Linked DNA regions of Homo sapiens: region 1 is linked to region 2. Evidence: read pairs that join two places in POLR2A ChIA-PET (ENCODE). Cell type or tissue: GM12878. All regions are shown on one strand. Links, peaks and the distances in the headings refer to the core of each region. The heading gives the core; the rest is flanking DNA. Region 1 holds the start of APOBEC3B (apolipoprotein B mRNA editing enzyme catalytic subunit 3B). Region 2 holds the start of SUN2 (Sad1 and UNC84 domain containing 2).

What was found. Peaks named below come from ENCODE experiments on the same cell type or tissue, not always from the same donor. Only the 100,000 strongest peaks of a DNase experiment are listed, where the experiment ranks them.
Region 1: POLR2A ChIA-PET joins it to region 2 with 14 read pairs; 3 of 35 experiments call an interaction of 5 or more read pairs at or near these places.

What each region holds. Positions count from the first base shown.
Region 1 is chr22:38,982,328-38,987,688 of GRCh38, reverse strand. APOBEC3B (apolipoprotein B mRNA editing enzyme catalytic subunit 3B) reads right to left here and starts at 5,342. Exons shown (of 8, transcript NM_004900.5): 1 at 5,219-5,342; 2 at 3,458-3,614; 3 at 1,598-1,877; 4 at 1,277-1,391. The coding sequence starts at 5,235. RefSeq lists silencers at 999-1,194, 5,159-5,208 and enhancers at 2,429-2,718, 1,761-2,960. In GM12878, for the core only: no CTCF peak of the experiment used is centred there; DNase peaks (open chromatin) are centred at 2,428 and 3,271; H3K4me3 peaks cover 880 bases; H3K27ac peaks cover 2,028 bases.
Region 2 is chr22:38,754,175-38,759,499 of GRCh38, reverse strand. It overlaps SUN2 (Sad1 and UNC84 domain containing 2), which reads left to right and starts at 3,502. Exons shown (of 18, transcript NM_015374.3): 1 at 3,502-3,737. RefSeq lists enhancers at 2,221-2,360, 4,619-4,688 and silencers at 3,119-3,668, 3,779-4,128. In GM12878, for the core only: no CTCF peak of the experiment used is centred there; DNase peaks (open chromatin) are centred at 3,429, 4,440, 4,803, 5,210 and 1 weaker place; H3K4me3 peaks cover 3,491 bases; H3K27ac peaks cover 3,248 bases.

The sequences.
Region 1 (5,361 bases), core at 307-5,306, 230 kb before region 2:
TCACAGCGGAGGCGTCTTTGGAAGAAATGACTTATTTTCTGGTACAGAGACCATTTCCTCCCCCACACCCTCTCCTAAGACTTTGTGTTGAAACAAAGTAAATCTTACAGAAATTCCATCAAAATGCTAAGAACAAAATGCCTGATTGCTCCAATCATCCTTTGGTTCAATTCTCCCAGTTCCAGAGCTCAGGAATGGTGGGAAGCATATACAGGGAGCACCCTCCCAGGGCAGGGAGCACCAGCCCAGCGGTGACTTTCAGGGAAGAGTCTCAGCAGGGGGTCTGGCCTGGGGCAGGTGGGGGAGGTGGCCCATTCAGAAGCAGCAGTGGGGCGACCACACAACAGGGCAAAGAGCCTGGCTGGGAGTGGGGGTGGCAGAGGAACAGGAGGGGAGAGAGCCCAGGGCTGGGGCTGGGACAGGGGGAGGCCAGGGCTGAGGCCCAGCAGGACCACCAGGCAGGAAAGGGCAGCAGAGGCCCCATGGGCAGAGCGGGCAGTGGTCCCTGATCTGGGGCTTCATGTGCAGCCTCCCTGGCAGGCTTGTCTTGGCCCTGATGTTAGTCCTGGGTTTGGATTCTATTTCTATCTTCCAGGGCCCTTGTTCCAGGAGACACCTGCGCTGTGAGTGACCTCCCAGGCCCATCTGAGTGCAAGCCTCACTTTATGCTGCTTTCTCACCTGGATGGGAGGACATCTGGAGGGACCCCTGGATCCTGCCCTCAGGAATCATCCCAGGGACCCCCCCCGTCCCCAGCCACCCAGCAGCTATGTGGTAGTGAGGGAGAGTCAGGGGCAGGTGTCTGCCTTCCCCCATGCCTTCACACTCAGAGGCCACCATTGGAGGGAGGAATAGCGGGTGGGGGTGGCCCTCAGATGTCCCCCCAGGATGCCATGGGTGCCCCCACACTGAGCTCCTTCCTTCCACATCTCCTGCCCAGAGTTGTTCCCTGGAAGGCTGAGCTCTTGCCTCCTCTTGTCCCCATGTCACAGAAGGGCAGCGGCTGGTGTCCCAGGCCACCCTGTCTTGCTGTTTGTTCCTCTAGTCCAAGACCCAGGTGCCTTAGAGGCAGAAGGGGCCTCTTACTCACAGGAAGGGCCCAGGAAAGCAGGGAGGAGGCAGTGTGGAGGGAGCACCAGGAGTTAAGGGAAGGTGGTGTGACCATGAGGGCAGGCAGTGGGTCAAGAGGGAGGGCGGGAGGGCCAGGCCAACGGAGGCCTCAGGAGGATGAGCAGGTGAGAGGAGAGAGATGATGAGGCCAGAGGGAGACCCTCACCTGAGAATCTCCTTTAGCGTGCGGTGCAGGAATGCATAATTTTCATCGAATTTGTACCAAGGCATGAATTGCTGACCTTCATTGTACACAAAGTTTTCCCAGCAGTATGCAAATTCTGAGATGAAGAAGCGGGAAGCAGTCAGGCTCTCCCCTGACCCTGGCCTGTCCTCCCAGGCCTGGTCTCCTGGCTGTCAGTTGCAGTCAGTGCCAGTCCCACCCCTGCAGGCTGCCCTGGGACACCCCCAGCCATGGCATTGCAGATCCATCCATCTTTCATGCTGTTCCTCCCGCTCACGCTCCCCTGACCCCTCCACCTCTCACCTTCATAGTCCATGATCGTCACGCGGGCTCCTGCCTGACTCAGCCTGCAGAGCGCCCTTCGGTAATCTCTTTCCCAGTAGTAGTAGAGGCGGGCGGCAGAGATGGTCAGGGTGACATTGGGGTGCTCAGACAGGAATTCGGCCAGCTTCGCCACACAGTCCGGGCAGGGGGTCCAGGATACAAACCAGGTGATCTGGAAACACTTGTAAGCAGGCAGCTGGTTGCCACAGAACCAAGAGAGGAAGCACATTTCTGCGTGGTACTGAGGCTTGAAATACACCTGGGAGAGGAGCAGGGGGCAGGGGATGCTCTGAGAGGGGGAGCAGGAGGAGTGCAGGGGTGGGGCAGGGAGAGGAGGGGCCAGGACAGGAGCCCAGGGGATCTTGCCATTGAAGCTCCTTTCCTCCATCCCCCCTGTTTAGTTTGAGTGATTGTCTGCTCCAAAGCTCACGTTCAGTGTTAATGGCTATTGTAATGGCCTTAAGAGGTGGCACCTAGAAGAGGCTATGAGGCTGTGGGGACTGCACCTTTGTGGGTGCCACTGCTGTGGTTATTCAAGGGTGACTTCAGCCCCTCTTTCTGTCTCTTGCCCTCTATCTGGAAGGGCAGTGTGTCAGACTAAACTCCTGCTTCCTCTTGTCCCCGTGGCATGGAGCAGCTGTGACTCGACATCCCAGGCCACTCTGTCTGGAGCATCCCCTGAGCTTGTGGCAACAACCTTCACCCTCATGTGACTGTTCAGCTCACAGGCTGAGGCAGGAGAATCACTTGAACCTGGCAGGTGGAAGTTGAGAGTGAGTCATTGCACTCCAGCCCAGGCAACAAAGAGTGAAACTCAGTCTTAAAAAAAAACCAAAACAAAACAAAACAAAAAAACAGAACTGTGGGAAGTGGCCAGGTGCGGTGACTCATGCTTGTAACCCCAGCACTTTGGGAGGCCAAGGCAGGTGACTCACCTGAGGTCAGGAATTCCCCAGCCTGGCCAACATGGTGAAACCCAGTCTCAACTAAAAATAGAAAAAATTAACTGGGCGTGGTGGCAGCCTTCTGTAATCCCAGCTATTCGGGAGGCTAAGGCCGAAGAATCACTTGAACCTGAGAGGTGGAGGTTGTAGTGAGCCAAGATTGTGCAATTGCACTCCAACCTGGGTGCCAGAGCGAGACTCCATCTCGGAAAAAAAAAAAAAAAAAAAAAAGGAAAAAAAGAGAAAAAAGAAATGTGGGAAAAATACACAATTGAGAGCCCAGTGCTGGGCATTTTACTTATTGTTGTGTTTTCTGCATTTCCAGCTGCTTAGGTCCTACTGTAGCAAGGGTTAAAAAGAAAAGAAGAACAAGTTTTCCTCTGCCTAGCCAGCTCACTCCAACGACAGTTATAACACTGCCTGAAAAGTCAAGGCCAAAGGAATGGGCTCCAGACACCACCCCCACACCCCTCCAGGGCAAGGTTGAAGAAAATTTTAAAAAAATTTTTTAAAAAAAAGACAAATTCCTTTACTGTCTCTCCTTTCCAGAACCATTATAACTATATTTTACAAATGTCTGTATTTAGCCAGTTCCTGTTTTCCTTTTGATGTAGCTGCAAGGCCACCAGCTATAGAAGGCCCCAAGTTATGCTAAGTCATCTGTTATGCTATAGATTATGTGACCTGTCACTGTTTGATTAATCGCCTTTGTTCTGCTTCTGTAAGTTTGCTTATAAATACCTCAGTCTGTCTTTGTTAAGGGCTCAGCCTTTTTGGATGTGAGTCTGCTGAACCAGTGCACCTAAATAAATCCTCCTGTCTCACCCATATCAGTCTCTCCAGTCCTCTAATTCCTGCAACACTGCCTGTGATTCGATTGAAGTTTGGGTGGTACCTGGCCTCGAAAGACCCCTGTGTCCCAAAGGAGATTTGAGCGGCCCCTCTTTATTTTCACTTCATAGCACAGCCAAGTGTAGCTCCGACCATAGAGGATGGGTTCGTTTTCAAAGTTGTCGTAGAATGTGTCTCGATACATCCGCTCCATCGGATTTCTGAAGGCACAAGAGAGAAACCGGCCCATGCAGGGAGCCCTCCCGGGAGTCCTCGGGGCTCATGTCCACTGAACACAGCTCCCAGGATGGCCCTGGGCCTCCCCGACCCCTCCACAGCCCTGAGAATTTCTGCTGCCTTCCCAGGCAGGAAGACTGAGGGGAGAGGAAGAGGAGGGGATGCTGGCAGGCGGGCTGGGGTGATCTCTCCCAGCTCGGGTCCAACTCTGGCCTTTCCAGGGGTACATTCCCCACCCTCCTAGTATTTCTGCCAACCCACTCCCCAACCCATTAGGAGAATGCAAAAGAGAATAAAACCCTTCACCCCTAAAAAATAGCTTTTAACCTTTCAGCTCAATTCCTTCCTGATGTTTCACTCTGCGTGTTAACATTATTTTAAAATCATGGTAGAACTGAATTCTGAGGCCCAGGCCACTCTTCTAAGTGCTGAGCGGGTGTGAGCTCACGTGAGGCTACCCTAGGCCTGCAGGGGCCATTCCCATCTTACAGAGGAGATGCCAGAGGCACAGAGAGGCGGGGTAACCTGCCGAGGCCACAGAGCTGGGGACGGATGGAGCAGGGGCCCCTTTCCAGGCCAGCCCTGTCCAGCCTCTGCATCACGGATCCTGTAGGAGAAAGCTGTTGGGGACTGGGCTCTCTTTTCACTAAATTTTAAAATCAGAGCATTTCTCCTCATCATTGCACTTTTTTCCCACATTCTCACATTCCATGTTACTGATCATGTTCTTTCTTTTTTTTTTTGATGAAGTCTCACTCTGTCGCCCAGGCTGGAGTGCAGTGGCATGATCTCAGCTCACTGCAACCTCCACCTCCCAGGTTCAAGCAATTCTCCTGCCTAAACCTCCTGAGTATCTGGGACTAGAGATGCGCCACCATGCCTGGCTAATTTTTGTATGTTTTTTAGTAGAGACGGGGTTTCACCATATGGGCCAGGTTGGTCTCAAACTCCCGACCTCATGATCCGCCCGCCTTGGCCTCCCAAAGTGTTGGGATTACAAGTGTGAGCCACCACGCTCAACCACTGGTCATGTTCTAAAAGATGAAGAGTGACCTTGGAGTGGAACCTGTCTGGGGACATCTGCTCACCATGGAGTCATCCTTGGATGACACGATTTATCATGTGCTTCAGAGACCATTCCTACCCCCGCACCCTCTCCTAAGACTTTGTATTTAAGCAAAGTAATTCTTACAGAAATTTCATCAAAACACTGAGAACAAAAATGCCTGATTGCTCCAATTACCCTTTGGTTCAATTCTCCCAGTTTCTGAGCTCAGGAGTGGCAGGAAGCACACAGAGGGAGCACCCTCCCAGGGCGGGGAGCACCAGTCCGGGCATGACTTTAAGGGAGAGTCTCAGCACGGGGCCTGGGCTGGTGCAGGTAGGGGAGGCAGCCCATTCAGAAGCAGCAGTGGGGTGACCACACAGCAGGACAAAGAGCCTGACTGGGATTCGTGTGGCAGGGGAGCCAGAGGGGAGGGAGCCCAGGGCTGGGGCAGGGGCGGGGGGAGGCCAGGGTTGAGGCCCAGCAGGACCACCAGGCAGGAAGGGGCAGGAGGGGCCCAGCAGGCAGAGTGGGCAGCGGTACCTGATCTGTGGATTCATGTTCAGCCTCTTAGATACGCTTGTCCCTGTCCCGCTCTTTTTTTGAAGCTCTGTGGTTTCACTTCCTGCTTACAGCGTCCTTGCAGTTGGACAGCCCTCCTTAAAGTGACCTCCCAGGGCCTTATG
Region 2 (5,325 bases), core at 326-5,325:
TCGAACTCCTGACCTCAGGGGATCTGCCTGCCTTGGCCTCCCAAAGTGCTGGGATTCCAGGCATTCATCACTGCACCCGGCCAAAAGATTAGAATGTCATCAGGCAGAGAAACAAGGAAAGGCGTTCCAGGCTGAGGCACAGCCTGAGTAAGGGCTCAGGAGTAGGAGAGGCCTTGGGGTGAGGCCCCAGGAGTGCAGGTGAGGCCTGCAGGAGATCTGCGTCTGCAACCACACTGGGGAGCTGGTGATTTAAGACTGGGAAGCTGCAGTCAGGCAGTCGCTCGATGAACGTTTATTGAGCATTTATTAGGAGCCAGGTACTGTAATAGGTGTGGGGGACAGAGGTGACTAAGGCACAGTCACCCATAAGAGTCTGGCCAAATCTCTGCATGCCTAAGACTGTCCCCCTCAGTCAGGGACCCACGTTGTGTTCCTGGCACCCTAGCTGACCCACTTTGTAACCTGGATCCCACGCCTGCACTCCTCAGAGTAGCCTTCTTCCATAAAATGAGTTTAACTGCGGTTGTCACCTGGTGATGGAGCTCTTTGAGCTCTTAGGATGAAAGATTCTGTAAATACGCAGCCTTTGTCACCAGACTGGGTGGGGTGGAATAGGGAGCCCACATCAGATCCCCAAGGGTGCAGAGAAACAGCCCCCGGGAGTTGGAGGGAGGGTCGGTCGCCAAGCTCCCCTGAGGTTACCGCCCTCTGACAGCTGCCAAGCGAGTTCCTGCAGCCAGAATGCCTGACATGAAAGTCCCCCGCCCCCGCCAAGGCCTGCCTGTGATGGTTAAATGACAGACGCCGACACCCTGGCTGCTGACTGATGCTGACAGCAGGGAGGGAGATGTGGAGCTGGCCTGGGTTGCAGGCAGGTGACTGGAGGCTCTTCCTTAACTCGTGTTCATAGGACGCTGAACACCCACCACGACCTGTCACTGTCCAGTGTCCATGGGGGAGGCAGACAGGCACACAGCACATTCCACCATCACGTGGGGTGTTAGAGGGGAGGCCCTGCTCTCTGGCAGCACAGAGAAGCCCACCTGACAGATGATGGGTCCAGGACAAACCAAGGGCCCAACCTCCTCCCGTCTCCCCGCAAAGATCATGGTGATAAAACCCCTTTGGGATGAAGTAGTTCAGAAGTCCTTTGCCCATGTGACCCTCATGCAAGAGAAAATGAAGGCCAGAGAGCCCCATTGACTTGTCCAAGGCCACAGAGCTCATTGGTGTGGCACACAGGACACTTATTATTATTCTGATTCCTTGGCTTGTGGCTTCATCACTCCAATCTCTTCCTCCATGGTCACATTGCCCTCTGCTCGTCTTCTCTGCCTCTCTTTGGTTTTTTGTTTGTTTTGAAACAGAGTCTTGCTCTGTCACCCAGGCTGGAGTGTGGTGGCTTGATCTTGGCTCACTGTGGCCTTGACTTCCCAGGCTCAAGCTATCCTCCCACCTCAGCCTCCTGAGTAGCTGGGATTACAGGTACACACCACCATGCCCAGCTAATTATTTTCTTTTTTTGTTTTTCTTTTTTAGAGATGGGTGGTGGGGGGGGGGGGTCTCACTAATTTGGCCAGGCTGGTCTCAAACTCCTGAGCTCAAGCAATCCACCTGCCTCAGCCTCTCAAAGTGCTGGGATTACAGGCGTGTGCCACAGTGCCCAGCCCCTATCTTTCTCTTAAAGGGTTACTTGTGTTACACTTAGGGCCCACCCTGATAATCTAGGATAATCTCATTTCAAAATCTTTAGTCACATCTGCAAAGTCTTTGCATGTAGATAACAGTCACAGATTCCAAGCATTAGTACCGAATTCCTGTAGCGACCATTATTCTGCCTGCTCCCAGCCCCCAGAGGATGCAGAGTTTAAGAGGGGCCTGCCTTCAGTCAGCCTGTGGGCATGAGCCTCACATATCCACTCAGCACATCCTGGGAGGGGACCTGGACTCCCCCCCGACCCCAGCAAGGCCAGACCCCCCTGTCTGCCAGGACCCCCGGAGAGGGGGAAGCAGGCTGTGCAATGGAGGAGGTAGGATGTGGCAACTCCATAGAAGTGGTTAGGACAGAATTCTGGAGTTGCGCATCCCAGAGATGAGGAGTCAGAGAGGCCCTTCCCCTACCTGGATGCTGCCCCTACGTCTGATTTGAATTCTCCTTTCATTGCTCCATCCAGCAGACACTCAGACCAGAGCCAGGCTCGGTACCAGGCTCTGGAGAGCTTGTCCATGTCCTCAAAGAGCTTGCAGTCTAAACCTAGGAGTGATAATGGCCAGCACCGTGGTCTCCAGGAGGGTGGAAGAGCAGGAGACTCTTCTCTTTCCAGAGCAGGCAATGGAGGCCCAGGAAAGGGGACTGTTCTTGTCTGGAGTTGGGCTGAAGCCGCTTTAGCATGAGGGTTTTGCCTTTCCTCAATCCTCCGACCCCACAGCCTTCCTGTTCCTGCCTCGGTGATTTTGTCATTCTTGTCTCGTTTCCTCTTGGTACTTTAAAAGTAAAATAACGACTGTTCATCTGCCCTTAGAAGGGCTGGCACAGAAAGAGATTCATCCCAAGCTGTGCACCTGCTCTATCTGTACAGTTGGCGGATGGGGAGCCAAGGAACAGGACCCCCGGAGTCAGGCAGCATTTTACTCAAACGCTGAGCACTCGTTCCAAGTCTGAGTAAGGTAGAAGAATGAGTGGCCAGCCCTGCCTTCCCACAGCTCAAGTGCAGCAAGCACCGTCCTTAAAACAGAAGAGCTGGCCGGGCGCGGTGGCTCATACCTGTAATCCTAGTACTTTGGGAAGCCGAGGCGGGAGAATCACTGGAGCTCAGGAGTTCGTGACCAGCCTAGGCAAACATAGTGAGATCTCGTCTCTATTTAAATAAAATAGAAAATCTGTTTAAAACAAACAAAAAATAGAAGAGCTGTCGTGAAACTTGGGTGCTCTGGGTAAAGCTTGGGAAGAGGCAGGGCCTCCCAGCATGTCTGGAATCCCCAAATTAGCAACCTGTTTCCTTGTCTGAAAAATGGGTGTAGAAATGGCCGGCTAAGAGGACAACGGCACTGGTGCCGGGTGTTGAGCAAGCCCTCGACAGCCTCACCGAGAGTGCACCAAGGGCCACCCGCGCGCTGCCGCTCCCAGGGCTCCCACCCTCCCCTCGGACGCCGGCCTGGTGAACCAGGCTGCAGGCGCGCGTGGGAGCGCTCAGAGCTGTCTCAGGTGTTCTGAGCCGCCAGATCGGGAGTCCAGTGCCCTGCTGAGCCCGAGCCCCAGCACAGGCTCCCGTCGCGTCCTCCCGCAGCCCGGGGTCCCCGCCCGCCCAGCGCCTCCCACGCGCGGACTCCTAGGCTGAGCGCGCAGGGCAGCGGGGCCCACGCGAGGGCGGGGCGAGCCGGGGCTTTGTGTTCAAACCGGCCAATGGGTGGCGGCGGTGGGCGGTGACGGCCGGCGGGGCCTGACCAATGGGCTGCGGCCTGTCAGCGTTGACTGACAGGCGCACACATACAGAGTCGGCCACACGCGCGCCGCCCGGCCCCACTCGCGCAGCGCGGGCCTCCGCCGGCCGCATTGTCCGCCCGCCCGCCTTGTCCCGCGTCGCCGCTCTTCGCGTGCCCGCGCGCCCCGGGCCCGGCCGCTGTGTCGCCCTGAGCGGAGCGCCGCCCGCGGGATCCCCACGCGGAAAGGGGGCGCGCCCCGGCGGCGGCCTGGCCTCGGACGCCCCCGGCCGGGCTAGAAGCCGCCGCGGCAGCAGGTGAGTGCGGGCGAGCTCAGGAGAGGGTTGGGGGGCCGCGGCCCGGCCTGACCCCGGGTCACCGTCGGGCCACTCGGGCGGGGCCGCGCCGCCAGGCCTGCTTCCTCCTCTCCGGGACGTGCTGGGCCGGATCCAGCCTCCACCCGGGTCCGCGGCCCGCGCCCTGACTCACCTCCTGGCCCCCGCCCCGCCTGCCGCGCCACTGGTCAGCCGGGAGGGCGGTGTCTGCGGGCGGGACTTCCCGGGCAGCCTCCCGGGAGGAGGAGGGCAAAGGCCGACTGCCCCAACCCGGCCCCGGGCAGCGCCTACGGGTTTTGTGCCAGACAGGCCGTTTCCAGGGACAGGCAGTTCCCAGCCTCTGCCTGTCAGAACTCAGGGCCTCAGAGGAAGGCCCGTTTTGTTCAGTTCTAAAACAAAACAAAACAAAGCAATGGGGGGCGCGGTGTGACTTAGAGAGCCAGGAGGCGCGCCTTTGGTGACAATTTCTGCAGGTTTGGCCTGTGGGAATGAGGGCAGAGGGAGTTAGCACCGGGCGTTTGGCAGGTCCCACAAGGGCGTGTGGCCTGGCTGTGCCCAGGGAGTGGAAATGTCACGAGGAAGATGCCCCAGATCTGGTTTAAGTCTGAAGATGGATGGAGATGTTTGTGATGGGGAAGGGCGGAATTGAGAAAGGAAGTCGCCCAGCTGAGAAGTGGGGAAGGATGCTTTCCGATGAGCGTTTCCTAACTGATTGTTAGGGAGGAGGTGGGGCGGGGGTGGTGTCTATTATGATTCGCAGTAGTAGATTTCAGCTCCCAGAGGCTCACTTCTTGTTTTGGAGAATGGGGCCTCGACCTTTTTCATCTTGTGAAACCCAGACTCAATGGTAAACTGTTTTGTGATGCCAGGATGCCGCAGGAAAGACTGAGAGGCATCTCTGGGAGTTCTGGGAGGGCGGAGGCGGGTGCTGACAGTTTTCAGCACTCCCCGCTCAACCTCCATCAGAATATTTAGTTCTTCCCAGCGGCAGCTTGGGTATGGTATAAACATGTTGCCTTGTTTCTGCCCTGGGCAAAGGTGTCACCTCCTTCAGCAGGACAGAGGCTAAGAGGAGTCCCTGTGTGGGCAGCTGGAGCCTTCAGGTAGGGACCGTACGGGCGGGGCAGGGAGGGGGGAGGGGAGATTACCTTATAAGGACAGGAATAGAGACAAGGACCCAGGCCAACTTCCTGCTTTTCCTACTACCAATCGGTCCCTTTTCCAACACCAGCTAAAAGTAGAGGGGATGCCAGATGGGCGTCTGACCTGGGAAGATGCCAACAAGGCCAGGACATGAGGCTGCTTGTTTTTCAGAGGAGGACTTTCTAGCTGGACTAACCAGACCTTCGGGTTTCTGCAGCCTGGGTTGGGAAGTGGACTTCTATACTCACCACACAACCCAGAGAACTGGTCATTTAAGTATCAACCAGGAATATTAGAAGTGATCAAAAGTCACAAGCAAGTGCTAGGAATTCCCAAGTGACTTTGTTGTACGGGCCAGCAGAGGCACTAACGTTGAGACTCCCCATGTTGGCAGTCGGGGACTTTGAATTCGGGTGTCTAGACCTGA